Regions from separate parts of the Homo sapiens genome. Here region 2 is linked to region 1. A link is an interaction called in ENCODE POLR2A ChIA-PET data of the cell type or tissue named here. Cell type or tissue: CD4-positive, alpha-beta T cell. All regions are shown on one strand. Links, peaks and the distances in the headings refer to the core of each region. The heading gives the core; the rest is flanking DNA.

The links. ChIA-PET counts read pairs that join two places held together with the same protein. Peaks named below come from ENCODE experiments on the same cell type or tissue, not always from the same donor. Only the 100,000 strongest peaks of a DNase experiment are listed, where the experiment ranks them.
Region 2: POLR2A ChIA-PET joins it to region 1 with 14 read pairs; 11 of 35 experiments call an interaction of 5 or more read pairs at or near these places.

Annotation. Positions count from the first base shown.
Region 1 is chr5:170,258,553-170,273,316 of GRCh38, reverse strand. LCP2 (lymphocyte cytosolic protein 2) reads left to right here. Exons shown (of 21, transcript NM_005565.5): 7 at 2,400-2,598; 8 at 4,835-4,932; 9 at 6,242-6,308; 10 at 6,426-6,509; 11 at 10,325-10,350; 12 at 10,456-10,475; 13 at 10,575-10,682; 14 at 12,180-12,210; 15 at 14,439-14,451. Among named protein-coding and RNA genes, the nearest start is that of LCP2, 32 kb to the left of the region's middle. In CD4-positive, alpha-beta T cell, for the core only: no CTCF peak of the experiment used is centred there; DNase peaks (open chromatin) are centred at 6,346 and 11,086; H3K4me3 peaks cover 589 bases; H3K27ac peaks cover 2,822 bases.
Region 2 is chr5:170,305,649-170,322,561 of GRCh38, reverse strand. It overlaps LOC100128059 (a long non-coding RNA gene), which reads left to right and starts at 9,846. Exons shown (of 2, transcript NR_147701.1): 1 at 9,846-10,023; 2 at 11,858-13,861. RefSeq lists an enhancer at 9,877-9,926. In CD4-positive, alpha-beta T cell, for the core only: no CTCF peak of the experiment used is centred there; DNase peaks (open chromatin) are centred at 9,041 and 9,661; H3K4me3 peaks cover 525 bases; H3K27ac peaks cover 2,107 bases.

The sequences.
Region 1 (14,764 bases), core at 6,172-14,171:
GCTGGAATGTTTCTGTTTACTCACAGAGGCAGAATCCTTGCCATGCAGCCTCTCTTGTGCTGTGCCTGAGGCTAGTCTTCGATCCTCTCTGTAAACTGAGGGCTTCCATTCACTAGTGGCTATAGAGCTTGGCAGCTCCGTTATGTGCCCAGCTCTTTGCAAGGGCATACTGGGAAATGAGTGGAGATAAAGGACCCAATCATAAGCATTTTACAGTATGGATACCCCATTTTAAAAAGGTAAACTGAGGCACAATGCAATTTTTTTTTTTTTTTAAGGAGTTTATTTGAGCAAACAGTGATTCATGAATCAGGCAGCACCAAACCAGAAGGAGGCTTTGCTGAAGAAGGATGAGGGACAAGCATTTATAAAGTGAATGTAGATGTAATACAAAGAAAATATTTGAACCGGGTGCGGTGGCTTACACTTGTAATCCCAACACTTTGGGAGGCCAAGGCGGGCAGATCACAAGATCAAGAGATCGAGACCATCCTGGTCAACATGGTGAAACCCCATCTCTACTAAAAAATACAAAAATTAGCTGGGCGTGGTGGTGCGTGCCTGTAGTCCCAGCTACTTGGGCGGCTGAGGCAGGAGAATTGCTTGAACCCGGGAGGTGGAGGTTGCAGTAAGCCGAGATTGCACCATTGCACTACTCCAGCCTGGTGACAGAGAGAGACTCCATCTCAAAAAAAAAAAAAAAAAAAAAAAAAAAAAAAGAAAATATTTGATGGGTTACAGTTATAACCGATCTCATTTAGTCTATCTTGCTGGAAAGCTCCTAGTTATATAATTATGAGTTGGCTGGCTACTTCTGATTGGTTGGGCTTAAGTTCTGTTTTTCTTTAATACAGGCATTTACAAGAAATAGCCCAAGTTAACTTTTGCTTATGCTGCAAATCAAGTAAGGTTTAGGTCACTGATGAGGCCCAACTGGTTTTGTCTGCTCAGGGATTCTTCAGGCCTGGTCTCCATTTTAATTTACTTTAACACACATATGGCAGAATATAATTAGCAACAACATCATGCATACAAATTTAGGAGCCAAATGATTGGGAGAAAATAATTGTTCTAGAAGCAGAGAGGAAAATTCTGTCATTTGAGAAAGGTTGATGGGGTAAAGAGCTGGTGTAAAGTCAGGAATGATGGGCCTAGGGTAGACAGGGTGAGGAAAGGGTCAGCAGCCTGGAGGGAGGCCACGTGCCTGCGGACCTCCATGCTGAGGCTCTTGATCTGAAGCAGCATTCCTCTGGGGCTCTGCCCACCTGCTCCTAAAGTTATAAGAACCCTGACAGGGCAGGACAAAGTCTTTTTTTGGAGTTGGGAAGGCACCCAATGCTCACTTTGCCCCTCTGTTGTTGATGTTTTTAATATTCCTCAAGTCAAAAACAAACACAGGACTCTCTCAACAGAACAACGTAAAGACAGTCTGCCTGAGGCCACCCAAAGCTGTCAGGATTTCTAGGACACTGGAACATTTCTTTCCTCAAAAAGTGGCCACTTCCCATTGCTTTTTCCCACACTGCCCTTGAGTGTTGAGGTCTGGGCTCATTGACTCACCCCCTGGACTTTGGCATGACCATGATGAGCGCTCATCACTGCTGCTGATGGTGCCGCCTTTGCTTGGGAGGTCATTCTGATGCTCATTCACCTTCATGGACTGCTTCAAAGGCAAGCATCCAGCACCTCGGGCTTACTTTCCCTGAGATCCAAGAAGAAGCAAAAATAAAATACAATAAAAAATCTAAAATTTAGAGATTCTTTCCAAGAGAACAGCTTCAAACTCAGTGTCAGATTTCATGAATAATGGATGTGTTGATACACTCAACTTTCAGCAAAAAGAACAGCACAGCCTCTGACGGTCCCCTCCTCGACACAACTTAATCTGCCTTCCACTTAACAGGCTTTGTTTATCTGTTTTTCCCCTTAGCCGGGCCTTCAACGCTGCACCAGGTTATAATGAGAGGACATTTTTTGAGCACAGGCACCCTTGAACAGAAATGGCAATTAACTAGTATCATCACAAATGCTCCAGGCCTTTAGTCTTTCTCATGGTGATGCCTGGAGCAAAAAATGTGTTTACTCAAGACAGAGCCTATTCCGGTACCTTCTATTCCAGCATCCTTCCCCTTTCTTCTCTCTCTGTTGTGCAGAAAGGTGTTGTGTAAAAAGGTGGTCCGAAGACCTTCACCAAGGTCTCAAGTCCATGACTTGCTGCCCCTGTGGTACAGTGCTCCCTGACCTCAGATTCCTCATCTGTAAAATGGGAGTAACCATCTTCAGGCTGCCTGGTCCCGGGTTATACTGTTGTGAGGCTTGGCAGGGAGAGAGTAGGCACAGGCACATCGAGGGCCACAGAGCCTCTACAAACTGCACTGTCCCTATCACTGTGTGGGCAGGAAGAAGACGATTATGAAAGTCCCAATGATGACCAGGATGGGGAGGATGATGGAGACTATGAGTCCCCCAATGAGGAGGAAGAGGCACCCGTGGAAGATGACGCGGATTATGAGCCGCCACCCTCCAATGACGAGGAAGCTCTGCAGAACTCCATCCTGCCTGCCAAGCCTTTCCCCAACTCCAACTCCATGTACATCGGTAAGGGCCCGTTTCCGGATTTTCTGGCCCGAGCAGCCCAAAGGCAAGCTCGCCACTGCTGCATGGAAGGCTGATGCCCCAGCTTGCCCATGTAGCAGAAAGCTCTGGGTCTCGATATCTGCTCGGCTTCTTAACAGCTATGTGGCTTTGTACAAGTAACTCTGTCTCTCTGGGCCTCAATTTCCTCATCTGTGAAATAGGATAATAAATGTACAGACCACATAGGTTTCCTGTGAGGACTACTAAGACTGCAACCAATTCTTGCCTATGGTGGCTGATATCAGCATTGAACTACCACCTAAGGCTATTTGGCAGTTTCAACTCATTCTGCAGTTTACTCAGGTACTCCAAGAGTACTTTCCTGTTCCTCCCCATCTTTTGACCAAATTATAGTTACATGGCATTATTATGCTAGAATAAACATGAAGATATTGAGTAGGGTTTGACTATAACTTTAAAAAATATTAGATGGTGTTTACGATTTTTATTGTCTATCTGTCCTTTTAGCCCACTTCTCTCTCCATTCATTCAACAAACATTGTTGATCTGCTGGGAGCCCAGGCCCCATTCTCAGTGCTTAGAAATGATCAGGAAAGAAGAAATAGCCCCTGCCTCCTGGGGCTTACATTCTAGTAGTGGTGTTGACAGAAAATAAACAAATATATTCTTAAATAATATACTTTCAGAGAGTACGCTGAAAATTGAAGGTCAGTACCACAAAAAACGAATACCATTTAATCCTTTATGCGGTATAACCCATTTCCATTTTAAAGCCCTTTCACAAAATGCTGTCTCAATATCTCATGGTGGTTTTTAAACATCTGTGTAATAAGGACAACCATGATCAAGTCTGTTTCATATACAGGGAAGTGGAGGTCCGGAAAAGCAATGGATGAGTCAGTTGTTGAGTGCCTTGTGTGTGCCAGTCATTAAGATACAGAGTGAATAAGACAGCCCTCGCCAAGGGACTGACAGTCTGGCAGGTGACGCACCCTCCAACAAATGAGCCATGAGGTTACTTGGTGAAACCGTGATACAGAGGCACGAAGACAAGCACAGATGAGGCTGGAGCGTTTGCCTGAGGGTGTATCTTTAAGCTGTGATATTAAACCAAGGTTAAAGGATAAATACAAGTTGGCCAAGTGGAAATGGATGTGGTAAGGGAAGAACATTTGGAGCAGTAGAAATGGCTGTGCAAAGGCCCTGAGGCTCAAAGGAGCATGGCCTATTAGAGAAGCTGAGAGATGGCCAGTGCGGGTGGAGCAGGGTGGAATTAGATCAGGCTGGGCCTTGCTCCTACCCTTTTCCCTGTGGAAGAGCTGCACCTCCCCAAGGCTGGGACTAGAGTCGGGCAAGAGAGGCACCCAGGGCACAAAGCGTAAGGAGGCCCTACCCACTCACCCCTCTTGCTTGATGGTCTTGTCCTGGCCTTTCCCTGTCAAAGGGGTAGGAAATTGCCAGCCTGTCAACCTGGCCTAGGGACACTTCCGTGGAGATGTGGATAATGTGAGTTTCTGCCCAGATAATGTGAGTTTCTGCTCGAGGCAAATCTAGCTTCCACTTAAGAGTCTGTGGTCTGGTAACAGAAGTTGGTGATCAGCTCCTCCCTTTATGGGAAGAGATGAGCAAAATGAGGAAGTGTCAGGGAGGAGATAGCCCAGGACACTGGAGAGGGGAAGGAAGGGCAGACAGAACAAGATCCCTATGGCAGTGAGAGCTGACTTCACCCTGCACAGGCAGCTGGGTGTGCCTGTGAGATTTTTGGCATGTGTGTGTGTCTGTGTGCACTCGTGTCTCTGTGTATGCAGGTGTGTGCATATATATGCATGTGTGTGCATGCATGTGTGCACATGTGTATATCTGTGTGTCTGCATACAGAGGTATGCGTATGTTTACTTCTTACAAAATTGTCTGAAAATCCTCCCTTCCAGTTCTGGCTGAGCTGGTTACAAAGAGGCCTTTCTTGATTGGCAAAATCTCTGATAAATACCTATTCCTGTGAAATGCAAAGAAAGCTGAGCCTGTGTATAAGGAGAGTGACACAAACTAGGACAGAAAAAATGGGCAGGGAGGGGTGGGTGAGATCCAGGCTGGGTCTCCCCGTGGCTGGGGCTCATGTGGGCCTGGGGGTCAAGGATCATGCACCCCCGGTGCCCCGAGCTGCATATCTGTTCCTGGAGACCCCTGAGCTTGGCCGATACTCCCCTTTCACTTTAATAACCTTGTGTTTCCACAGACCGGCCCCCCTCTGGGAAAACCCCCCAGCAGCCTCCTGTGCCCCCCCAGAGACCGATGGCCGCCCTCCCGCCCCCACCAGCCGGCCGGAATCACTCGGTAGGCCTCCTCCCGTTCTTTTACAGTACTTGGTGTCCACTGCAGTTATTTCCTCCGCCAGAGAGAAAAATAAAACTATAAACATCTTTATCTCATTCTAATTTTGTAAGAAAAGATTATAATCTTTTCCCTCGGCTGGGGAAAGGCAAACCCAAGCATTCACACGTGTTTCTTTTTTGGGGTAAAATACTGGTGGTTTTTATTTACTTCCCACTATTTGAGAGAAGTGAAAACTGTAAAATAAACCCAAAGAGAACCGAATTAAGTCCGTGGCACCTACTGGTGTTGCCTGGGTACCGAGCCTTCCTCTCTCCTGCAAAAAGACTTGCGCCACCTTCTGGCCGACACCTGAAATTCCAAGGACAGGAGCCTTCAGACCGGAGGAGACAGAGGTAGCAAACCCCGTTTTCTCCTTCTTCGAGCATACAGCCCGGTCCTTGTGAATCTGATAAGTTCCCAGAGTGACCCTGAGAAGCTCAGACTAAGGACTTGATAGTTAGGAATGTGTTCCCTTCACAAGTTTATCTACAGATGTATATTGCTTTTGAGATTTGAAGACCTTCTTTTGAGATGCAGGATTCACTTATTTAATCAGCAAATATTGTCTGAGCAGCTACTATGTGCCAAGCAGAGTTCTAGGCGTTGGGGATAAAGTGTGAACAAGATAAATAAGGTCCCTGCTTTCATAAAACTCAACTAGGGCTAGTTATCAGACGGTAGACAGATGTCTGAAAGAGATCATTTGAGTAGTTATGTGTGGTTCGGGGGACGGAAGACCAGGTAACATGACGGTATGGGGGGGGGAGGTGACAAGGACCTGGGACAGAATGAGCCAGTTGTGGGAAGAGCCGGGAGAAGAACGTTCTAGGCAGAAGGAAACAAGTGTAGGGATGCCAAAGAGGGCATAACCTTGAGATTTTCCAGGAACTGCAAGAAGATTCTATGGTAGGGACCCCATGAGTACTGAGAAGGGATCACAGGAAAGAGTTGAGAGGGCAGACATGGGCCAGCTCAGGCAGGGCCTCGCAGGACATTAACGAGTTTCAATTTTGTTTCTAATGTGATAGGAGGCTTAGCAGGAAAGTGACATGCTCACTCTGCTGCCTGCAGAAAAGAGCTTGCGTGGCAGAGTCTAGAACAGGGAGCTCAGATAGGAGGCTACTGCGGTAGTTCAGTGAAGAAATGGACATGGATGTTTGTAGGCAGAACATGAAGATGAGGAAAAGTGAGCAGATCCAGACAGGTTTTGGGAGTGCCGGCTCTTGCTGATGTATTGGAAGTGCTTCCTAACGTTTGGATCTTTATGCAGCCACTGCCCCCACCCCAGACCAACCACGAAGAACCCAGCAGAAGCAGAAACCACAAAACGGCAAAGCGTGAGTACAAGGGCTGCTCTCTCTTGCCCTGTTCCCACCAGGCACTCCCCTAGCCCCGCCCAACCCCCAGCCGACTGCTTTCTTCTTTTAATTGATGTCAGCCTTTTCCCCTTCCAGTCCCTGCTCCTTCAATAGACAGAAGCACGAAACCTCCCCTAGATCGTTCATTAGCTCCGTTTGATAGAGAACCCTTCACACTAGGTGGGTATGATTCACATTTAATGCATAGTAATAATGATAAGCTGTTATAAAGTGCTTCCTGCATACGTTTCACATGTACCATCTCATTTAACTATGGCCACAATACTAGGAAGTGGAGACTAGTAGAATCATCCTCATTTTACAGATAAGGAAACGGAGACACAAAGAGGTACCTTCCCAAGATCACACAGCTACCAAGTGTTGGGAGTAGCGACCAAAGCCCATATCAGCCTCATTAGAAAGCTCCTGCTTGCAGCTTCTGGGGGCTGTGCTGCTTCTCTATGTGATGTGGATGATCTGTGTATACAAATCCCATTGTCCTTCAGCCAAGAGGCTTTAGGGTACAGAGAGAGGACCTGAATTGAGACAAAAGGGTTGGGGGAGCTGTTGTCTGCTGCCTTGCCTGCTACTTAATAGCTCACAGACCACAGGGATGTTAGTTTTTCAGAGCTCAGTCTCCTAATCTGTAAGGTGGATGTTCTGTACATAGAAAATGCTTTATAAATCCCTAAGGTGCTATTCAAATGTCAGGGATGTTTTTGTTTTAGGTATGCAATTGACCAAACATTGGGTATACCACAGTGCTTTTTCTTCACAATTTACGCAGAATATTCTTGGATTGCAGTTACCTTCACGTGCAGCTATTTTCAATTCAATTCTTAGCTACCATTTATTGAGCAACTGCTATGGGGCAAGTGCTCTACCTACCACAAATACACCTACAGTATCTCTAATCCTCACAGCAACTCAACAAAGGAGGTGCATTTTTAACCTCACTTCTCAGATGATAAAATTAAGGGTCAAAGAAGTTGAATAATTTGCCTAAATTTGCCTAAATTCGAACACTTGTCTTTCTGACTTCTAAGTGGGGGCTCTTTTCCACCATATCAGGCTGCAGTTGAGGACCCTGGGTTTTAACTTGCTGTGAACTACATGAGTCTGAGGAAGGAACTCTGCAACTGAACGGAAAGGAGCCCAGAATCCCAGCTGCCCCCACCCCTTTCTTGGCTATGCTCTGAGCAAGGCATTTAGCTTTCTGTGGCCTCAATCCCTTTTTGTCTGTCAACAAAATGACTTTCAGTTCTTGGATATGAGGCTGCTGCTCGCTGCTCTTTCCCCGAACTACATCACAGCTCTGCTGTGTCATGCAAAGCTGTGCTGGCTGGTTTGGCTTGGAATTGTCTGCTGTAGAGAGCTGTATAATTACATGGAAATGAAGATAGATTTGACTTCAGATTCCAACCCTGCTCACTACCACGAGCCGAGACATCAGAAAAGTGGAACACTGACATCAAATCCTTCGCAATCACCTCCTGACACAAAAGTTATTCTTTTAAAATATTCTTTTTTTCTATATTTAAAAGCATTTTTAAATGACACACTTTTCTGACAATTTCTGTTTTACCCTTGAATTAGTCCGTTTTCTGTGATGTTTTGGAAGGATTACTGTCTTCTTAAAATGTTTACACCCCACCTGAGACTTTTAACATGCTCAGAGAATATGCAAAAATTGGCAAATTTTGCTGGGCATGGTGGCTCATGCCTGTAATCCCAGCACTTTGGGAGGCTGAGGCGGGCAGATCACAACGTCAGGAGATGGAGACCATCCTGGCTAACACGGTGAAACCCCGTCTCTATTAAAAATACAAAAAATTAACCAGGCATGGTGGTGGGCACCTGCAGTCCCAGCTACTCAAGAGGCTGAGGCAGGAGAATGGCGTGAACCTGGGAGGCAGAGCTTGCAGTGAGCTGAGATCATGCCACTGCACTCCAGCCTGGGCGACAGAGCGAGACTCTGTCTCAAAAAAAAAAAAAAAAAAAAAAAAAAAGGCAAATTTTGAAATACTTATTCAGGCCAAAGAATATAAATTTAAGTTTCCTGGGTGCCCCTCTAAAGTAGAGGTTCCACCCCAAACCAAACTTTTATAAGCATCTTTTATACCGTCAAAACTCTCCCCATTACCAGCAAGCTCCTTTTTATTTTTATTTTTTTATTTTTAGTTTTTTTTGAGTCAGGGTCTCACTCTGTCACCTAGGCTGGAGTGCAGTGACAGCATCATAGCTCGTTACGGCCTCAAACTCCTCGGGTCAAGCAATCCTTCTTCTCCAGCCTCCCAAGGGGCTGAGGTTACAGGTGCATGTCCCCATGCCTGGCTAATTTTTAAATATACTGTAGAGACTGGGATTTCCCTGTGTTCACCAGGCTGATCTTGAACTCCTGGCCTCAAGTGATTCTCCTGTCTTGGCCTCCCAGCAGGCATGAGCCACCACACTCAGTGTCAGTAAGCTCTTCACAGTGAGGCAATATTCTTATCATGGGCCTGGCATGTACTTGGTCCTTAAAGAATAAATCACGTTGTGAAAATACAACTCCAGGGAGATAATATCACCATTCGCCATAGGGCACTAACTGTGCCTGGGTGTGGAAGGAAGGGAAAGAAAGGCGAGTTAACTAACAATTGTCAGCCCACATGGACCATATCAAAGTCAAAATAAAAACGTAGAAGAAAATCTCTAAATTTGTTTTATTTAGGAAGAAAGAATTGCAATTTGGGGCAATTGGTCTTCAGGGTCTTCAGTATGTCTGAAGAACAAAAAGAAGATTGGAGGTTTTATAAAAAGGAGAAGTGTTACAATATCGCTCCTTGAGAAAGTTCATCGGTTCTGGGGGCTGGCAAGTTTTGATTGGTGAGCAATGGCAGAGGGCAAAATTAATCTTCGAGTTGCAGCAGATTATTTCAGCAACTACTAGATGAAACTGGTTTCAGGTTACAACAGCCAACCTCACATAGAATCACATTTCTGGAGCAATGTTATGTGTCCTGAGTGCTTTTCCCTCTGGCTTCTCGACTCTGTTTTCCTTGGAGGTGATAAAATTCCCAATTTGTATGACCAACTTTCACAATCAAGTGCCTGATCCTGCATGCAAATTGTCACCCAATTCTTATGGCAAACCTATAGAGTTTTAGTCTATAATCTTCATTTTGAGATGATAACATTGGGATTCAAAAACCTTAAATAACTTGTTCTTGGTCATGTGGGATTTGCTTCTAGACCTGGTTGAATTTTGTTAGTAATATTTTCATCACATTGAAGACAAAGGGCATATTTATTCTAGGGGACTTTAGATAGAATACAAATTAAATTACTTTGAATAACTTTGTGATGCACAATTATCAAGTACACCTGGCATTTCTTCAGGGAGCCTGAATATCATCCGTTCTAGAAGAAAAGCAAAACAAACAATACTAACTAAAAACAAGCAGACAAAAAAGATTTGCAGCATACCAGGAGAGTCTCCTGAAATGCTCTCCCCAAGTGAAAAGTTTCTTCAGAAACTAAGTGGAGTGCTTCATTTAATATCAAGTGTTTCACAGAATTGGATAAAAGTTACCCTCTCCGTGGCAAGTGGATTTATTTCAGATATAAAAATAAAACTTAGGCTGCAGAAGAAATACTTTGGCCAATTAAAGAGGCATAAAATCCCAAGGAAACATTAATCCTTTTGATCATCAGTTATATAAAAGAAAATGTGATTTTATTTAAAAAAAGCACAGAATCCACAACACTACTTGTATGTACACAAAGCTGTGTGACCTTCAAATTAAATGGTCAAGCCATTTAATTTCTCTGAGCTTATAAAATTTGGTGGTCTCTAACGGACCCTTCCTAGTCTGAAGTTTCTGATTCTTTAATGCTTAAACCCCATCAACCCCCAAGAGGGTTCAGACTCATAGTTTCATCAAACTGTGTTTTTAAACCTCATGCTTATGAAGTTCTGAACTCATGGCCCATCTGCTCTCTGTCATTTACAGGAAAGAAACCACCATTTTCTGACAAGGTAAGCTGTGAACTTGTTTTTTGGTTGTGTTTGTTTGTTTCACATCTTGTCCTTATTCTTTGAAAAGTGCTTGGACACTCATACATTTTTCCTCCTGTCTTGCAGCCCTCGATTCCAGCGGGAAGGTAAGACTGTTGCATCTACATGAGGGTACATGGGACGTTCTGTAGAACTCTGCCTCGGCAAAGTTTGTTTCTTACACATCCTTTTCCTGAACTCCACAGGTCACTCGGGGAGCATTTACCCAAGATTCAAAAGCCTCCTTTACCACCGACCACGGAAAGACATGAAAGGAGCAGCCCCCTGCCAGGGAAGAAGCCACCTGTGCCAAAGTAATTGTCTGGTGTTGCTTGAGCTTGTCACTCACAGTGGCCGGCAGACAGGCTGCCCTGTGCTGACTCTGCAGTGGGAACCGAGGCTCCTCGGTGCTCCCGGGCAGGGTGGGCCTTTTCTTGCTGTGGCTTGAGGGATGTTCAGGCTTCACAGGTTGGCTATGAAGGATCAGGGTCTCTTTGAAGGAAATGGACTCTACTGAGAAATGAGTAGAGTGACATCTAATCAAGAGTAAGGGGTGACTGCTGTTTTTAGAGATTCCAGTCAAATATTTCATTGAGTTTTCCAACCTCGTTATAGCAAAGCCTTCACAGTGCATAGGAACTGTACTCACCATTTTATTTTTCAATACAGGTAGCAGACAGGAAATGGTTGGGGGAGGTTTTTCAGGTCACCGCAAGTGTCTTCCTTACTGCTCAACCACATTTGATAATTGCAGAATACTGAGCTCTGCCTTAGTATTTTTAACTTTGCTGTGAAGTAGTTTTCAGCCTATTTACCAAATGGCGCGCATGTACCTGGGGTTAAGGCCAACCTTGCTACTTGCAAAGAATACAACCAAAGCTTCCATCTCATTTGTGAATCAGGGGTCATAACTATCACCCTTGCTTGGCTGTTGTGAGGATTAAATTAGGACCAGGGCTAAAGTGTGCCAAAAAACCTCCTCAGTAATGGAGTTTGATAACATTTTAGAGTAATGTTTTTAAAAAATCAAAATAAATGCAGCAAACTCATAAGGAACAAAATTCCAAAATTTTAAATAAACACAGAATGAGATGATGATGTGTGAAGCGTCTGACACACAGGAGGTGTTCAACAAATTGTCCAGCTCTTCCCCTTCTCCCCAGAGAGGACATTATACGGCCCAGGCAGTGCAGATGCCTGTCGCAGCCCTAAGGCAGCTGTCCCCAAGTCTGTTTGACTAGCTCATTCATCTGGGCAAAGTGTACCAAGCCCCCTTTGGAATAGTCCCAAAGCAGCAACATTTTCTAATTGTCTTCTCTTTACACCAAGGTGGGCCCTGAGAGGGCTGTTTTAAAGCAAGAGCAAGGGAGAATATTACCTAAAATGTTTTCATTTCTTGGGAAAAACAACAGCTCAGTAAAATTTAATAGCTACTAAAGAGTTAGTTTGCTGACTAAACCACATGTGTGTGTGTGTGTGTGTGTATATACATATAGTGTGTGTGTACATATACATATAGAGTGTGTATATATATATATATACACACACACACACACACATAATTATTTGCTGCATTAGTTATGCAGAACAAAGGTTTGCCTAGCTCAGCTTGCAATGATGGCAGAACATGGAGTAACCAGATCTCCCTTCCACCCCCTCTCCCCTGCTCTGTGGGGGTCTGTTGCTTCCCATCTTCCCTAGGCTCAGTGGGTTCGATTTCTCATTATTCAATGAAGCAAAACTGTATTCTAAGGCTGGCTCTTTGAAACTCTTCATGCTCAGTTCTTTTTATTTGCCCTAATTCATTTCAGGCATGGATGGGGACCAGACAGAAGAGAGAATGTAAGTACAAAATGTCAGTTTGTAAGTGCTTGATACAGGGAAAAGAAGCATAGGCTCTTAGGAGGTTGGGACTCCATCCACCTTGGCCTTGGCCCAGAACCTGGAGCAGGTCCTGCACCCAGGGGTCTCGTCTCTTAAGGGCTGGTGCCTCTGTCTTTGGGCCTTGGTCATTGTCTGGAGCCCATCATGCTGTGTTGTTTAGCTCATGTCCCTCTAAGAGCTCCCAGAGTGGCTGGCTTAATTGCAGCTCCATTACCAGGGGCCGGTAATTACAGGGCACAAGGAGAAAAAGAGGATAAAGTAAGGGAAGGCCAGAAGTTTGGACCATGCCTAAATTTCCAAGGCTACTGTTTTCCTTTTCAATACTTCCACAACCTGAAAAAGAGGGGAAATAGCATTTCTTGAATGCTTACCATATGCACATTGCCATGCCAGTTAAATATGACCAGTTGTCCCTGTTTGCGAGGGATGCTGTCAGTTTTAGCACTGAAAAGTCCCCTGTCCCAAGAACTATCTCCATCCTAGGAAAACCAGGATAGTTGAGTATTTCTCGCTTTACATATGAGTATAATGAACCCATAAGGAAACATCTTTTCTCTTTTACGGAGAGGAAATTGAGGCTCAGAAGGAATAAGATACTCTTTGCAAATTGCATGCTTATAAAGAGCCAGGATCTGAACCCAGATCTGCTGAGTTTCTCTACACCATAAGCCCTCTGAAGGCCATCAGACCCCTGCTGTCATTCAAGGGCTCAGCCCAAAAGCGCCTGCTATTTTTGCAGCTCTGTGCTAGATGCTGTGCTTGTTCCGATGAAGTGCTGAGATCTTATGGAGGCAGGCACACTCACAACCCCTCATGCCAGACAGCATGCAATCACGGGATGCTCTGTGGGGCTGAGGGAAGAAAGTGTGCCATGTGGCTCAAGGAGCCAGCAGTGACTTCCTAGAGGAGGTGAGATTTATGCTGGTCATTCAATGATAGGGAGGACACAGAATAGAGTCATTCTTAAAGAAAGCCCATGGGGATTCCCCTCAGGAGTGTCCTGAGCAGGTGGATACCAGTGCCCACGGAGGCTGCAGGGACAGTGAGAACAGTGGCTTGGCTGCAGAGATAGGAACAAGGCAGAGGTAAGGCTGGACAGTGAGGATAACATCACATTCCAGGTTCCCTGTCTCTGGAAGGATTGACACTTGTGCTCATGAGAATCTGGGAGTTGTGTTTTCTGGAACCAGAGGGAATATACTTGCAAAAGTATTGAAAAGTGATTTTGTTGTGTGGGGTTTATGAGCCCATGTGTGTTTATTTATGCAGCTCTTTGCTGGGACTCCCAGTTGGCCAACTGGGATGAATGATTTTGACTGTGGCCTTTTTCGCCTTCTCTCAGTGTGTGATAGGATTGATGATGGCAAACTTTTATTAAAGAGCACTTAACATAAGCCAGACACAAGTAGTAGCTAATTTAATCCTTCTAACAACACTTTGAGAAAGATGCTGTTTCATCATTACAGATCTGGCCTAACCAAACAAGTTCAAGCTGGCCCTTTTGGTCTACTAGTTGGTGGCAACATCATTTTTTCTCTTTGAACCTCATTTCTTATCTGAGTGGAAGAGAAAATAGCCCCTCCCTTGTCTAATTTCCCAAGGTTGCTCTGAAGATAAAAATGGTGAGGGTTGTAGATGAACCTTGTAAGCCACCGTATAAATATGGTCTTATTGATCTTAAGAAGAGTGGCCATTGCAAAAGAGAGCCAAAAAGAAGACTGAGCTTTGGTCAGACATATTTGGGGTTGAATCCATCTCTGCAACTCCTGGCAAGCTAAGGAAGCTTCCTCAGCATCATGCTTTTGTAAAATGAGGATGTTAAATTTTTGGGGGGTCACTAGGGGAACTGAATGAAATCTTGTGTATGAATCTTTTGGACACATTGTAGATATTGTCAATATTATTACATCTTTGGGCCCTTTTAGGCACCTCAGAATCTATTTCATGCTGAGTATATGAGGAGAGTCTCATACTGGAATGCCCTTAGATGACTGTTTGTATTAAGAAATTGTAAAACACTTAGCAACTTCTATTATTCTCCACAGTATATTTATTATGAAGATGTATAACTGCCAGAGAAAGAAACAGATACCTATTTGATTTATTTGATTGAGAAATGCAGTTTTTATTTTAAGAATTGTATTTTGATGATAGCTTAATATCTTTTTTTTTCTTCCCCTTCCCAGGATGAAGATGATGGTATGTTCGGAAACACATTCTTACAGCCTATAACTCATTCTTTCATTTTCCTGCTCAGGCATTCAAGTGGAATTGTTTAGTACAGGAACCCCATAGAATCAATTATAAGTCTTAAATTAGTATTAAGTAGACTTATGTCAATTGGCATACTGCATAACTATCGTAAAATGGATTACTTGGTTAGATTACCGAAGAAGACTAAATTCATGTGTAACAGTGCAGATTATTTAATTGTATCACAAAATGTAAAATTGCATGCATGGTTTGATGGAAACATTTCTCACATTTATGTCTTCTAACACACGTGGGTAAA
Region 2 (16,913 bases), core at 5,069-13,068, 50 kb before region 1:
GTATGTGTTCTCTTCAGGTCCCTGGCCTATGGGATGGTGCCCACCAACACTGAGAGCAGATCCTTCCCACCTAGTTCACTGAAACTCACATACTATTGGTCTCCTCTGGAAACACCCTGACAGACACACTTAAAATAATGCTTTACCTGGTTTCCAGGTATTCCTTAATCCAGTCAAACTGACGCTTAAAATTAAGTCTGCAAGTCCATCCCTTATCAACTTGGCACCCATATGCATCTCCTTAAACCATACTTAATTTCCAAATAAAGATAATAATAAGGTAATAGTTCTGCCTAACATGACACAACTAACATTAGGTGGCATACAACTGAAAATGCACCAACTTCGTCCCCAGAATTTGGATTTCAGGCTTTCAACATTTGGAATTTTAATCCTTTGGGATTTTGATTATGGGGATTTTTTTAGACATTAAGGAGTTTTGAATTTAGGGATTTTGAACTTTTGGAATTTCAACATTTGTGATTATGGCATTCAGAATAGTATCTTTTAGGATCATAATCAGTATTGCCTGGGTATATTGTCAGATATGTGATTTGCAGATATTTTCTCTCAATTTGTAGCTTGTATCTTTGTTCTCTTACAAGTGTATTCATACAGCAGATTTTAAAAAAAAATGTTGGTGAAGTCTAGTTTATCATTTTTTTCTTTTATGGATAGTGTGTTTAGTATCATGTCTAAGAACTTCTTGCCTAAAATAGTTTTCTTATGTTTTCTTCTAAAAGTTTTATAGTTCTACTTTTATACTTAGTTCAATGAACCAAACATTTGAACCAATTGTTCGACCACATTTTTGACCAACTACCCTTCTTCAATGATTTGCCTTTACACATTCATTAAATATCAATGGACCATATTTATGTGGATCTATTTCTAGACTCTTTACTTTGTTAACCTAATCTATGTGTCTGATTTGTCACCAACATCACATTCTCTTGATTACTATAGCTTTGTAAAAAATATTAAAATCAGGCAGTATGATTTTTTTTTCAAGTTTACCCTTTGTTTCCCCCAAAATTGTTTTGGCTACTCTAAGTCCTTTGCAAAAGCAAACCTTTAGAATCAGCTTGTCTATACAGTATGTCTCTCAATTTACTTAGGTCTTCTGGGGGATCTTTCATCAATGTTTTGTAGTTTTCAGCATATAGATCCTACACGTTTTGTTAGATTTTTCCCTAAGCATTTCATTTCTTGGAAGCTTTTTGAAATGGTATTTTTATTTTTAATACCAGTTTACAACTGTTCATGCCTAAGTTGAAACACAATTTATTTTTGTATGTTGACCTTATATGCATTGATGTTGCTATATTCATTTATTATTTCTAGGACTTTCCAAAAAATGAATTCCTTGGGATTCTCTATGTAGACCATTACATTGTCAATGAACAAGAACTCTTTTATTCTTCCTTTTAAATCTGGATGTCTCTTCTTTTTCTTACCTTATTGCACTGGTGAGGACTTCCCAGTATGATGCTGAATAGGAATGGTAAAACCAGGCATCTTTCCCTTAGTCCCAATCTCTGGTGGAAGGCATTTACTCTTTCACCATTAAGTGTGAAGGGTCAGGTATGCATTTTTTGTCTGGTTACTCTTAATCAGGGTAAGAAAGTTACCCTGTATTCCTAAGTTGGCTAAGTCTAAGGCAAGGAATTCCCTTTAACCAAGTGACATTGAAACTTCACATCCTGCTCAGATTCCACTGGTGAACACTTGGACTGACTACTTTCCTTCACTTCACTATACTTTAAATCCTTGAGGTCAGAAACTGCGTCCTGTTCAACTTTGGATCATCATCACAAAGCTCTTCCTACCCTCATATAAGACTGGACATGTCATCACTTGCTGTGTAGTCACATACTCAGGAAGAAGTGGAGGATGAATCAATTTTTATAATTAAAGCGAGTTCCGCTGCTCAGTTTTAGGTATAGTAATGTGCTCCAATCTGTCTCCAGGACACAAATGCACTAGTCATACCCTGCTCCTCAACATCTTCTAATCCCACAGGACAGAGTAGAGTTTAAGTCTGTTCTCTGCAACAGTTTTCAGAGTTCCCCTATCCATGATATGCTCAGGGGCCCCATAAAGTTTATAAGTGTCTTGAAGGGAAGACCAGTAGAGTTGGTCCTTTTTCAATAAAGCTAGGGGATGTGAGCAGCTGCATGAAAGCTGTCCTTGGCTTGCCGTGTCCAATAGCCAGAAGTCCCTATAGTGGGTTAAATGGTGTCCTCCAAAAATTCATGCCCCCGCCAGCACCTGTGAATGTATCCTTATTGGGAAATGGAGTCTTTGTAGATATAATCAAGTTAAGTTGAAGTTATATTGGATTAGGCTGGGCCCTTACTCCAATGGCTGGTGTGCCTATATGGAGAAGGTGATTTTAAGATACAGAGTCACAGAGACATGCAGGGAAGGAGGTCATTTGAAGACAGAGGAAGAGACTGGAGTCGTGCACCTGCCAGCCAAGGAATGCCTGAGATTGAAGGTAATCCCTAGAAGCTAGGAGCAGGCAAGGGAGGGTTCTTCCCTAGAGCCTGCAGAGAAAGTGTGATCCGCCATGATCAACACCTTGATTTCAGGCTTCTAGTCTCCAAAAATGTGAGAGTGGAGCAGTTGTTCTAAGCTACAACTTAAATTTGTGACAATTTATTATGGCAGCTTACAATGTGAATACAATCCCCAACATATGTAACAGTCACAGGTGTCAGGATCTGGAGTTATCTTCAGGAGAAGAGACACCCACTCCCTGTGTTATTCAGGGGGAAATTGTTAACAGATCTACTAACTCAGGCCTTTTCCCAAAAAGCTCTTTCAAAGTCTTCTCTCTTGGTGGAGGAAACTTCCAATCAAAATGACCACAGACCTTAGGGACAAGGCATTTTCCTGTCCCCTCTTGAGGGTAAGGCTGCAGAGAACTGGAAGTCTAGTGGACCACAGCCACAGGGCCCCAAGCCCCCATCTCAGTTGTGATTGTGGAGCACAGCAGGAGCAGGAAACAGAAGGTTGTGGCAGGAGCACGGAGGTTGCCACCTCTCAGAGAAGGGCAGGTTCAAGTGGGTGGAGTGCTGACAGTGCTTCAAAGCTGTCCCTGAGGCTCCAACCTGAGAGGCAGTGCTGGGCGCCAACCTCTGCTTCAACTGACAGGATTGTGACCCTTCTCGGTTGTGTTTTGGGAAACTGTTAGAGTCCTGAGTGACCGTTGTTTGAGTTCGCAGACCCAGCTGCTTCACAGCTGACCCAGAGGCTTTGGGATGGCACTGGTTCTGGAATCTACCACCTCACATGCAGAACCACAGACCTTCTTGCTTCCCCAGTAATCCCTATGCAAAGCAAGGCAGCTTTTTTCTTCAAGCCTTCAAATTACACACGTAACAAAATCTTGTTATGTGTCCTCGCTCATTTAATCAAAGCAATTGCTTTCTACTTCCTTATCCAAGGAGGGCCAGTCTTGGCCATTCCTAGGTGATGTGCAGGAAGACAGAGAGAGAGAGGGAACACAGACTCACTGGCATCTGGCAGAGCCTTTCTTGTAGGGAGCCTCCCAGGTGATAGGGCTGTGTGGACTTGGAGCCACGTTTGACTCCCCTGATGGTAACATGGGCTTTGGAGCTGAGACTTCATTTTATTCCATGCTAGACCAACGGTGTGAGGCTTCAGGCTTAAAGCTAGCCTTAGCAGGGTGCGCCTCAGCTTATGGGAGCTATTTGTGATCTGGCCCTGGCTTTCTTCCGCAACCTCAGTTTGTGATCCCACATACCCACTCCAGCCTCACGGATGCCTGAGCTTTCCTAGAAGCCTGCACTTTCTCTCTAGCTCTGGACTTCTTCACAGGCTCTGTGTTTTAGTTTGCATTATTCAGTCGCCACATTTTGAACCCTTCTCTATGCCAAGCTGCTTTGCTGAGCACTGTCTTATTCTTGATTGTTATTATTAAATATTTCAAACATAATAAAGGTGGTAAATCCCAATGTATACCTTATTCTGATTCAACAAAGGCAACATTTTGCCATTTGCTTCAGATCCCTTTTGTTTTAAGAAATAAAATTTATAGATGCATCAGAGTCTTTCCCTTCCCAATTCCATTACTCTCCTTCCCCTTCTGGAAGAAGAATGCTTGCCAAAAATTGGAAGGCAGCCCTCCTCCTATGTTTTTATACATTTACTACAAGTATACCTATTCATGCCTGCTCAAGCTCTTTCTCTTCTTTATTGTGAAAAGGTCATAGCATACGATCTACTTCTTAACAAATTTTTGACCGTACGGGACAGTGTTGTTGGCTGTAGGGACTTCGTTGTCTAGCAGATCTGTGGAACTTTTTCATCCTGTGTAACTGAAACTCTGAACCCATTGAACAGTAACTCCCCTTTCTCCCTCCCCAGCTCCTGGCAACCACCATTCTGCTTTCTGCTTGTATGAGCTTGACTACTGCAAGTACCTCCTATATATGGAATCATGCAGTATTTGTCCTGTGACTGGCTTATTTCCTTAGCATAATATCCTCAAGGTTCATCCATGTTGTCGCCCACGACTGGATTTCTTTCTTTTTTAAGGCTGAATAACCTGCACTCCCGTGTCATTATTCACAACAGCCAAGAGGTGGAAGCAACCTAAATGTCCACTGATGGATGAATAAAGAAAGCATGGTATATACATTCAATGGGATATTATTGAGCCCTTTCCTTTGTAATAGGTTATCTAATTTAGTCTATGAAGATCTTATTATTCCCATTTACAGATAAGGAGACAAAAGCATGGTTAAATTATGTAATTTCTCCAAAGAACAAATAGCTAGTAAATGGGGAAGGCTTGCAAATCCCTGCTTGGCTTAAGTAAGGCCTCCCTAACCCCCGCACGCCCCACCATTACTTCTGCAAACCCATTTACTCTGCACACACAGTAAGGTCAGGATCATCCCCTGCTCTTTTGGCTCATATGCTAACCAGTACCATTGCATCCACACCAGAGAACTAAATGGGACAGATTACCCATCTCTCTTGCTTTGGAGGACAGACACTAGGCACTTGTCCACCCTGCAGTGCCAGTTCGGAGCAGTGTCTGGCACCCGGTAGGTGGGCAATAAGGAGTTTTCCCACCTTATTGAACGCTGGAAGCAAACAGTGAACAGACAGAAAGGTGACTCTGATCTGAACCTCTCCAACTCCTGGAGGGAATGCTTCACCTGGAAACACACTCTTGCCTATGCCTTTGGGTTAACATTCACCATAACTCTTGATTTTATATATTGTGGGCTTCCCAGGACTTCCCTCTCAATAATCAGAAAAAACTCAGCTTGCCCCCATCACTTGCCCGTTAGACACTGGGCAAAGAGCCTATCTCCCTCGCCCAGGCTTGGTTTCACTCATATTTGCAGATAAAGGATGGACAACCAATAGCAAGTGAAAGCCTAAAGATGATTCATCTCAACCAAAGAGATGGTACCAAGAAGATGCGTCCTTTACATTGACACATCTGGAGCCATAATCTGCTGAGACTATCCTCAGGGTTCTTCCTACTCTGCGGGGACTCTCCCATTTCAGACCTCCATTCATCACCATCCTGGTTTTGGCCCAACTAAGATGAGCCACAGTTACTTTTGTTTATTTAGTATATTATTTTAATTCAATTTCTTTTCTCAACTTCAATAAAATCTTTTCCTCTTTCTGAGCAATAAGACACATGAAATAATAAATTAGATGAGCTTATTGTATTTTTCTAACACATAGCAATGTGTGTGTGTGTGTTATGCAAACTTACATTTGTAAAACATCTATATCCATCTGTGTTCTAACTCATATCACTTTGTGTGCCATACCTGGTGGAACTGTACTCAGGAATAAGCTGCCAGTCTTTGTTGACCTGGATTTGCCCATGTTGAATGCACAAGTCAGGAAATAAACTGGTGTGCAGGCCTCAGTGAGAAAACCAAACCAAAGAGGAGAAATCATCCCTTTTCTGAATATCAGGATTACAGACCTGGTCCAGCCCAGCCTTGACCGAGTATTCCTGGATACTTGAGTTCTCTAGGAGAGGAGTTTTTGCTCAAAAGCTCTAACCTCAAGCTTAACTTCTTTATCTGAAAACTGGGGTCAATAATTCCTAGAGATCAGACAGGTCCTTAGTTACAAACAGCAGAAACGGACTCTCCCTTAAATAACAAATGGGGCCCAGCACAGTGGCTCACGCCTGTAAACCCAGCACTTTGGGAGGCTGAGGTGGGTGAATCACTTGAGACCAGGAGTTCAAGGCCAGCCTGGCCAACATGGCAAAACTGCATCTCTACTAAAAATAAATAATAATAATAATGATAAAAAAGCCGTAAGTGGCAATGTGTGCCTGTAATCCCAACTACTTGCGAGACAGAGGCAGAAGAATTGCTTGAACCCGAGAGGTGGAGGTTGCGGTGAGCTGAAATGGCACCACTGCACTCCAGGCTGGGTGACAGAGTGAGACTCTGTCTCAAAAAAAAAAAAAAAAAAAAAAAAGGAATGTATTGAACACCTTTGAAGGCCAGGGCCTCACAGAATTGCTGGGAATGTGAACAGTCTTGGAAAGTGGAAAATGGTCAGCAGCCATGGAATCTCAGAGGGCCAGGCTGCAGAAATCACACCGCAGGTTCTCGCTGCAGGAGCCAGGTGATACACAGACAGGTGCTGGCTGCCAAGCCCCCAGCAGAGCCCACACCTTCACATGCTCAAGGCTCAGTGTCCTGGGACAGAGTGTCTGACAGACCAGATTAACTGAGGAATGGCTGGCTCTAAGGAAATGAACTCCTTTGGGGTCCACAGGTAATGCTCACTTGCCACTGTCATAACGTACTAAGAGGAAGGAGGGGGTGATGCCTGATCACCAAAAGTAGCAGCTGACCCCTAGACTGACCTTTCCAAGTTGCCTTGAGAATGAGAAATAATTTATACGAAGTGTCTGATAAAGTGCCTTTGTACAATTATTGTACCCAAATAATTAATTTCATGAACTGAGAAGATATACAGAAACCTTGAAGGAGAGGGAAAAATAGGTGCTCTAAATTAAGCATGCAATGCAATAGCAGTTATCTTCCTGGGAAGACTCCAAAGAGTCAGCATAGAACTGCATTTTAAAAGCTCCCTCTTCCAGACAAAGCTGCCAGTCATGAACACGTGGTGTCTGCCGACAAAGCCAGCCCCGTGGTCTGCTGTTGGAGCCAGCTCTTTTATTGCCAAAGGACATTTAAATGGAAAACAGCACATCTACCAGAATAAATGTGTCCTCAGGGAAGGAAGTGGAATTCTGGGCTATGCTGCCCCGACAACACCATGAACCAAAAATCTGACTTCATGGCCCCATTAGGGGCTGGTCTAGGGTGGAAAGAGAAATATAACGTCACAGCAGAAAGTTTGCAACTGAAGTTCATTTATTAAAAGACCTAAGACCATGTTCTCTTCTGGATATATAGTAGAAATGATGCTTTAGTTAATATTTTTAGTATTAATGGAATGAAATGAAATGGAATGGAATGAAACAAAATGTCATTCTTCTTCCTAGAAATCTCCAAATAGCCCATTTATGGTTACCTTCTGGCATGCCCAATACCAGTTTGCAGTTTTAGGCCCAGCCAGCTTAAGAATTACCTGAGGAGTCTGTTAATGGTGCGGACACCTGGGATCCCCAGGGTGGCCTGGAGATCTGAGCCAGGGGGACTCAGTGAAGCCCCAGGATTTGTGTTTTCCCTAAGCTCACCAGCCAGGGAACCTCTGCCCTGGTGGCTAAGCCTGGGTTTGCCTTTCCCTTGCCGTAGAGAAGGCTTGGTAGGACAAGCTCTGTGAAAATAAGCCCTGTTACACCAAATAAAATTTCACAGGGAATGTTAAGAAACACTGAATTATGAAACATAGAATATAGCAAACATTTAAGGAAATTAACTCATATGGGGATCTCTTCCCCTGGGCACAATTGTTACACTGGCTAGAAATCATTCTTAGCAGTTTAACAGGTCTCTTAAGGACCCCAACTAAACAAAAGGTTTGTTACATTGGCTCAAATTATTGTGCCTATTTAGTAACAATTCTGGCTAATGTGTCCCAAGGGCCCACTGGGTACCTGCTCTATGCTATAAGTTTTTGACACCCGATTCAATTTAAACCTCATCAGGATGGGACAGTATGATTCCATTTCACAGCTGAGAAAACTGAGGTTCAGCAAGATCTTGCCCAAGTCAAGGTCAGTATTCAAATCAAGGTCTGTGTGATCCCAGAGTCTATTAATCTCTGTGCTGTGTATAATAGGATCAGCATGGGATTTCTTCATTTATTGTTCTGTCCTACTGATATTCACACTGGCCACCCCTGGTATGAGCCAGATTTATTGAGGTTTCTCTGGGGCTTCTCTCAGGTGGGTAATGGAGCCAATTGCATGGCCTGCCATCCATCATTTCATGGAAAACAGGTTAAGAGGACACTAAGGCAGCTGTGACACGAGGAAATGTCACAAAATGACAACACATACCCTCATGGCCAACTGGCAGAAGCCAAAATGAAAACTGTGTGGAGAACAGTGGAGTGGGATGTAGCAAAATTACAGAAGTTCCTATCCTTGAGCTAGCAAACTGACATCTGGCAATTTATCCTAAAGAAGTAATCATGGCTGTGTGCAGTGGGTCAGCTAAAAGAATGCTCATTTCTGGGTTATAATAATGAAATTTCGAACCAATCTAAACCATAGGGAATTACTGAAATAAATTCTAGTACCTGCATACCATGGAGCACTCTGCAGCCGTTTCAAAGCTGCTTTGAGATGACATTCAGCCACATGGAAAGCTATTCATAATATGTTGCATATATGAAAACGGATTTAAAAAACCACAAAGAGGTATTAAATGAAACAAGCAGGAAGCCTCCGCACTTTGAATTCCTCCATAACAAATTACACCCTAACTTAGTATATAAACAAACTGAAACTTAGGAGAATACTTTTGGTAACAAATAGCTGGTTTCAGCCAATCACAAACAGCTGAGTTTCAGCCAATCACGGACAACCAATTCATCGCACCAGGCCCAAATAAGACAGATGTCTAGCTGTAGCCAATCAGGTGATTTATCTGCTTTGTTTCCATGTTCAGCCTATAAAAGCTCAGTGCTCATGCTCCTGGGCTCCCGGAACCTCTTCTGGTTCTGAGTGCTGTGGATTCGTGAATCATTCTTTGCTCAAATAAACTCTGTTAAATTTAATTTGGAAATTTAAAGTTTTCCTTTAACAGAGGTTATAAAGAATTCTATGAAGATGGTACTCTCATTTTGACAGTGAGAAAGATTTTTTTACTTGAAGAAAGGAAATACCAACATTTTAAGTGTCTAATGTTCATTATTCCTTTTCTTGCCTGTATTTTATTTATGTTTCCATGATGACTCTGTTTTACTTTTACAGGTAGAAAAAAATCCATAACTTTGTTCAAAGTAAGAAATGTTGGTCACAGACAACTTGAAGGGATTTGGATGGTGCATCTATATGAAACCATCTTCCCCCCACCCACTTCTTCTGGCTGTCTCACAGACCTCAGCCTTCTGCTGCAGTTCAGAGCTCCAGACAGTGCTAGTGATTCACTACATCCTAAACAGGGCTGTCTTAGAGTCTTCCTGGAAATGCAGAAATCCCCAGGCCATGCATGCCCCAAAGTGATGATGTCACAGGGAGTCTGGTTTCCCTGCTTGTCACTGAGCAATCCTAGGGTGCTCTCAACACATGCGCTTCTGATTCTCCAACCCTTGCTGCACCTACAGATCCCCAAGAGGAAGTTGAAGAGTCACCCAATCTGGAAGGATTCTCACGCCCTAGAGAGTCAGAAAAGGAAATGAACATGTGTTCTGCTTTCCCAGGGTCCATGGCAGGAGGGCTGCAGCGGCCTCATTTATTCATTTGTGCCAGGCACCCTGTTAATCATGGAGATACCACGCTGACCTGCCTTCAAGGAGACCATATTCTAGTAGGAGAGCTGAGCAGCGAGATGGCCATGTGTAGATGGTGCTATATGAAAGGTAAGCACAGCACACCCTGGAAGCACTTAGGAGGGACACTTCACCCATATTTGGAGGTTCTGAGAAGTTTTCCAAAGGACATAATGCTCAGCATTGATAGAAAAGAGAAGTAGGGAGTGGTCGTTGGCACAATCTCATAGAAGGAACAGGATAATGCTGGAAGATGCCTTTTCGCAATCTTCCATTCGTGGCTCACGAATAAGGGTGATTCTGCAGTCACTTACCAGATCAATAGGGTCTGAGGGCCCTGAGTCCTATTGTGGGGCCCCAGAACCCTGGTCAGTTGACCAGATAGAATCTGAGAAGAGCCAGATTCTATCTGGAATCCAGGAGCCCAGGGGAGGGAGGGTAAGCAAACTCAAAGCCAGGCGTCAGGTCTGACCAAGCCTCCAATCTGAAGGTGGCTGGGCAGAGAGGGAGAATCTGGGTGTGAGACTGTGGGTAGGGGTGGAGAGGGTGCAGCGGGAGGAAGAACCAGCTGCAGAGGGACAGCGGAGGGAGAGACAGAGGTGTGGCTTGGCAAAGTCCCCAGGAGAAGCCAGAGGTAGTTGCTGCTACTGCTGTCTGTCAGGGCTGGAATTGTTCTTTCATCCTCCTCAGCCTTTGGTGTCAGCAGGAGTAAACCACAAGCAGGCACAGAGGGAAAGAAGGGACAAGGATTGAAGAGTGGCATGACATTAAGCATAAGAGAGGAGATGGTATACATGACTTAATAAAGGAGGGCTGGAGATGAATGAAGATGCCCCTAAGTGGCATGGGGATTTCTGCATTTCCAGGAAGACTCTGAGCCACTCAGAGATTCAAGAGATCTGCACCACTCAGGGATTTTCTCCAAGGTCAGCTGCGTACCTCCCCACTTCCTGACACTCTGCCTCAATCCAAGGCTCTTTCCTAACCTGGATCCCGCCTCCCTCCCAGGGGAGTGTTTCCTTACGGTTGTATTTGGCACCCATCAGCATGCAGCAACCGATTGTCACTCAATTCCCAACCAGTCAATGAAGAAGTCCCTACACTGGGCTCACTCTGGGCTTGTTTCAATGGGACCACAGCAGTTGTCCCATCCAACATTACTTGATTTGTGCATTTATTTCCCATTCATTGCTTTTTCTCCCACTGCTTGAATAGAGTTAGTTATTTGTGGGAAGGACCCTGTCTGCCTCATTCATCACCATAATCCAATGCTTAGAACAGGTGCTGGTACATAGTATGTCTCAATTTAAAAATTACTGAATGAATGAATGAATGATTGTGTATAGGGGAAAAGAAAACAAGCTTCAGAATCAGATGCAGACAATCCTAGGATTGAGCCCAACTCCACCCCTGGGGTAACCTGTAAGCCCAGCATCCTGATATGTCAAATGGGATATGCAGGACTGTGGGTTTGCAAAGTGCCTCATATCAAATAAGTATTCTAAAAGGTAGTTATTTTATTTTATAATGATTATAAAGAATGAGGGGAATTGTGCTGTCATACCAGAGGCAGGATGGAGTGAGAGCCCACCCTGCTGACTGGGCAGAAGCACACAATCTTTATTGGTCAGGAAGGGGAGGAGAGAAGGAGCAGGACGAAATGGCTGGCTCTAAGGACCGCCAACCCATCACACAGAGGAAAGGGAAGCCTGAGCTCCCAGGTTGCTCTACTCTAGAGGGCAGATTTAGTGAGGTTTCTCAGAGCATTCCCTACGCAAGTACCAGAGCAGACAGCATGCCCCCTATCATTGCTCAGTAGCACCTATGTTTGGTGGGGAGGAGGCTTATCTTGGCTTAGCTCCCTCCCCCCACTGCCCTCGTTACCCCCAGGCATATGTCAGTGTCTTTGCATCTTACTATGCAGATCACCCTGATGTAGAAGCCAGGTGGGGCATCTTGGCTTCCTGCTCCTTTTCTTTCATATGACACCGAAAAGTCTCTGGATATTGCAGTTGGGCCAGACCTGCAGAAAAAGAGAACATTCAGTTAAACAGAAGAACATATTCTGGAGAAAATGGGGAAGAGAGTGAAGACACAGCTGGTTCAAGGGAAAAATGCCAACTGAGCACAGAGAGAAAAATGCCTGCTGAGAGCTCCACAAATAAAGAAAAAACTTACATAAAGTGGTGAGAAGCACAGGAGAGGACAGGGCCGGGGCTGAGAGGCTGAAGTTCCAGGACCGGTTCTGCATTTGCTGCTGTGTGACATGGGGCCAGTGACTTCCCATCTCTGGGCTTCAGTTTTCTCAATTATCATCTATTCTCCTGCTTTCTCTATAACATTCATTTATTGATTCCTTGATTCAAGAATATTTCTTAAGCACCCAGTTTGTGCCAGGTACAGCTGTCAGTGCTAGTGATTCAGCAATGAACAAAGTGGACAAAAAGCACATCCTTATGTGAGCCCTCATGCATGCAGCAAACACAATCAGTGAAATATGGTGCAGATTCATTTGTAATAAGGAGAAAACAGAAAGCACAGAAGGGGTCAGGCAGTCTAATCTGGAAGGGTGACCTCTGAGTCAAGACATAAGGAGGTGAGGGAGTGAGCCAGGAGGACATCTGGGCAAAGCCTGCTCCAGGCAGAGGGGACAGCCAGTGTGAGAGCTGCCCTGAATGCAAAGCCTACCCACTGCCCCTTCTTTTGGTGTCTCCACTGGCCTGCTGGCTGCAGCAGCCTTCTATCAGACCTCCCAGCCTCCATCTCCTCCCCTGGGGTCTTCTAGCCCCACATGGCCAGCCAGGGTGACTCTAAAATATAAGTCAGACCCCAACACGTCCCTGCTCAAAACCCACCAGGTGCTCCCACCACATTCAATGCAGTGCAAGTCCTCACCATGGTCCTCTAGCATCTCTCCAAGCCCATCTGCCTCCTCTCTCCCTCACTTGCTCCTTTCCAGCTACACTGGCCTCTGCTGTACCTGGGACATGCCAAGCAAGACCCAGCCTTGGGGTCTTTGCTCACGGCCTCTGCCTGGATGTTCTTCCCCCAGTTATCCACAGGTCTGGCTTCCTGACTTTATTCAGAGGCCACCCTCTCAAGAAGACACCCTTGACTGTTTCGTCTAAGCAAGACCCTGTCACATCCAACCACTCGCCTCGCTTTATTTTCCCTTACAGCATTTATCATGACCTCCCATCATTTTATATATTTATAATAGTAGATATGATCAATGGATCAGATGTTTATTATGTGATGGACACTGTTCTAAACATCCTAGAATTAATTCATCTTCTCCCAAACTCCTTGAGATTGGTATTGCCATTGACCACATTTTATATATCAATAACCCAAGATAGAGAGAGGTTAAGAAATTTGCTCAAGGTCTCCCATCTGGTGAGTGTCAGATCAGGATTCAAACCCTGGAGCTTCCATTATGAGCCACAACACTCTAGACCAGGGCTGCCCAGTAGAACTTTGCAATGATGAAAATGTTCTGTGTCTGCACTGCCCGAAGTGACTGCCACTGGATATGTGTAAGTGTTGAGCATTTGAAATATGTGTGACCAAGGAACTGAATTTTGAATTTTATTGCATTTCCATGACTTTAGATTTAAATAGCCAGGCTAGTGGCTACCAAATTGTACATAGAGCCCTCGCACCTCTTATTTGCTCCTTTGTTAATTTCTGTCTGCCACATAAGGATGAAACTTGCCTATGCATTAGTTTCCTCATTTTACAGTAAGGGAAACACCCCTGGTACAAAGTAAATACTCAATGCTCATTAATCACCATCATCATCACCATTATTATAACATTATCATTATTAGTCTCCATGAGATCGATGACTTTATGTTTGTTCACTCCTGAATCCCATTACATTCTTTAGCACATAGCAGGTGTTCAATAAATATATTATGAATGAATGAATAAGTAAATTGAGTTAAATGTGGCACTTGGATAAGGATAAACTCTCACAAACTCAAACTCTCTCTCAAGGGCTAGGCGGGAACTGTAGCTAAGTGAAGCGGGGTGATACAAGATCATGGGGAGGACTGAGGGTAAGCTGAACAGAAGAGAAGATGTCCCAGCTAAATGCTTTCAAAGTGATTTTGGGGGAGTGGGAACAGCGAGGAGCACTGCGGACCAAATGGAAAGCCCCTAGCTAGAAGACACCCAGGGGCTGCCACTTTGGAACTAAGTCCCTTTAAAGGCCTTTGTCCCTCCACAATGACAAGTATCTGGTTCCATTCACCAGAGATTCAACTCTAGGCATGCCACAGTCTTAATTAGCACCCTGTGTGTGTAAAGCAATCCAGGCGCCAAGGCCCAGAACACCGGTGACATAGGCAGTGCTCAATGAAGGCATACTTGTTCCTGTCGTCACTCAGTGCAGAGCTTCCTGGGGAAACTGAACGATGCTTCCAAAATTACATGTGCCAAAAAGAAAAAAATAATAATAATAATAATAAGGAAAAAGGAAGAGAAAAGAAAAAGAAATGCAGCTGGCTTGTGAAACAGGAGCATCCGTCTGGGAAGCAGGCCATGGAGTTGACAGCAATGGCAGGTAAAGGGCCCGGGACCATGTACGCCCATGTCTGGAAGGAAGTTATGCTTGGACAGGGTTTAGCTCAACAGGCAGCACCTACAGCTGGCCTTCTTGAGCTTACCCTGGGGCATTCCTTTGTTTCTTGAATAGAACAGCAGGCAAAACAGCCCACACTACTTAAGCTCCTGTTTCGTTCTCCCTCCAGCCACGTGCAGTTGTGTTTACGTAAGTTTCACGTGCTTATGACGTGAACTCTGCGTTGGCAGGAACTTACCACTATTACTTCACCTCCATTTGCCTTCCCTCAATGGCTGGAGAGCCGTGTGTGTGCTGTTCTAGGACTCGGCCTGTCCAGTATGAGTCACAGCTGTGTGATCTTGGCCCTCCCTGACACTGACTAGGTCATAGAGTCCAGGGTGCTGATTTTCAAGTCCTTCCACCTTAAAAATAGTACCTGTCATTCAGTGATTCTCAGTCACAAGAGGCTCTCAGCAGCTCTACAGCCAACAAACGTGGTTGGTTTGTCCTTTTTTTTTTTGTTGTTAGGTGATGTATTCATTTTCTATTGCTGCTGTAACAAATTACCACACATTTAGTGACTTTAAAACAACACTAATTTATTACCTTATAGTTCCAGAGGTCGAAAATCTGCAACAATTCTCACTGGGCTAAAGTCAAAAGCCGTGTTGCTTTCTGAAGTTTCCAGGAAAGAATCCCTTTCCTCGCTTTCCCCGGTTCTAGAGGCCGCTCACGTACCTTGGCTTGTGGCTCCATGCCTTCATCTTTAACATCAGCAATGTTGCATCTCTGTGCCTGGCTTCCATAGTCATATCTTCCTCTGGTGCTTCCTTCTCCCACCTCCCCTCTTCCACTTTTAAGGGCCCTTGTGATTACACTGCACCCACCCAGATATTCTAGGCTTGTCTCCCTATTTTAAGGCCAGCTGATTAGCAACCTCGAATCCATCCGCAACCTTAATTCCCCTTTTCCATGTAACTTAACGTATTCAGATTCGAAAATGAAGATGTGGACATCTCTGGGGGGTCAATATTCTGCCTACCACAGTTGCCACATTTTTCTTTTTGATTTTTTTTAAAACATAATATCTAGCTTTCTACCTTTTCTTAAACAAAGATCTGGCAACACAGGACCCAAATTCTTGCCTAATGTGCCCCATTACAGTATGGCAGCAATGATCTTGGATTGAGCTGCTCCCTGTTTGCCCCAGGCCCCACCTGCCTTACTGCACCCTCATACAATGCCCAGAGTAGGTTGCATTAGGCGGTCAGTTATCCCATCAGACGTGCTTCATTCATTTGCATTTCCCCCTGGCCTTATCAGCCTTTGAGCTTGCAGCACCTCCTTGTAACTATTAGGAAAAGCCAACTCTACACTTTTGCTATCTGTTTACATCAGAAATATCACAGAGTACTGCATGCCACTGGTGCACACCCACATGTGATACAGGAGAGGGGAGCTCAAGGTTATCTCCAACCCAGGGACGCACAGCAGTGGAGAACCAACTGTTACTCAGGGCTGGTCCCTGGGGAGGGATGAATGAGTCAGACGTGTTCATAGTAGTGAAAACTGCCAGCAACGACACCATCTATAGTGTGCCAGGGGCTGTGATCCATGCTTCTAATTCTCTTTCACTGAATCCTCACAACCACTCAATGAGATCCATGCTATTGTTTAGCTTTTCCCATACCCCCATGGCAACTGTGGGACAGAGAAGTAAGTTGCACAAGGTCTCACAGCAGGAGTGTAACAGAGTTGGGATTCAAACATGTTATTCTGACTCCAGAGTCTGCGTCTTGATTCCTGTAGGTTCTGTCTCTAGAAAGAAAAAAATATCTGCAGTTTGAAACTTTTGAGGGGTTGGACTTGGGAAGAAAAGCTAGACCAGGGAGGATCATTCTGCCAAATCTCCAGAATGGACTTGAGTCCCTCGGAGAATCCAGGTTCACACAGGAAGCCCCCAGAACAGGAACAAAGGCCCTCCTTAAGGGGACACTGCAGTTTTGTGAAATTCTGGCCTTCAGTTGTTTAGGACAGACTACCTAAATCACAAGCCTGGCCGTCAGGGAGCACAAGAGATGGCCTGAAACGCTATAGTAGATAGCAAAGAACAATGGCAGGGCTGAGGGGGATGAAACAGGGCAAGTCTGTTTGTAAGAATCTGGCACTTCTGCTGGCTAGTCACACATTTAATTTAGAGCTATGAGCCTATGCAGTCACCTTGGTTTAAAGATAAAGTGGACCCTCCAGTTCCAGTAAGGGCAGGATAAGGCAATGCTCTGAAGAGGCCTCATGAAACAGCTGGGAATGAAAAGTTGCTGGGCTCAGGGAACATAAGCTATTGGCATGTGCTCAAACTATCCCCACCTGAGTTACATTTGGAGTTTCTGCCTGTGACGAAAAGTATTCCAAT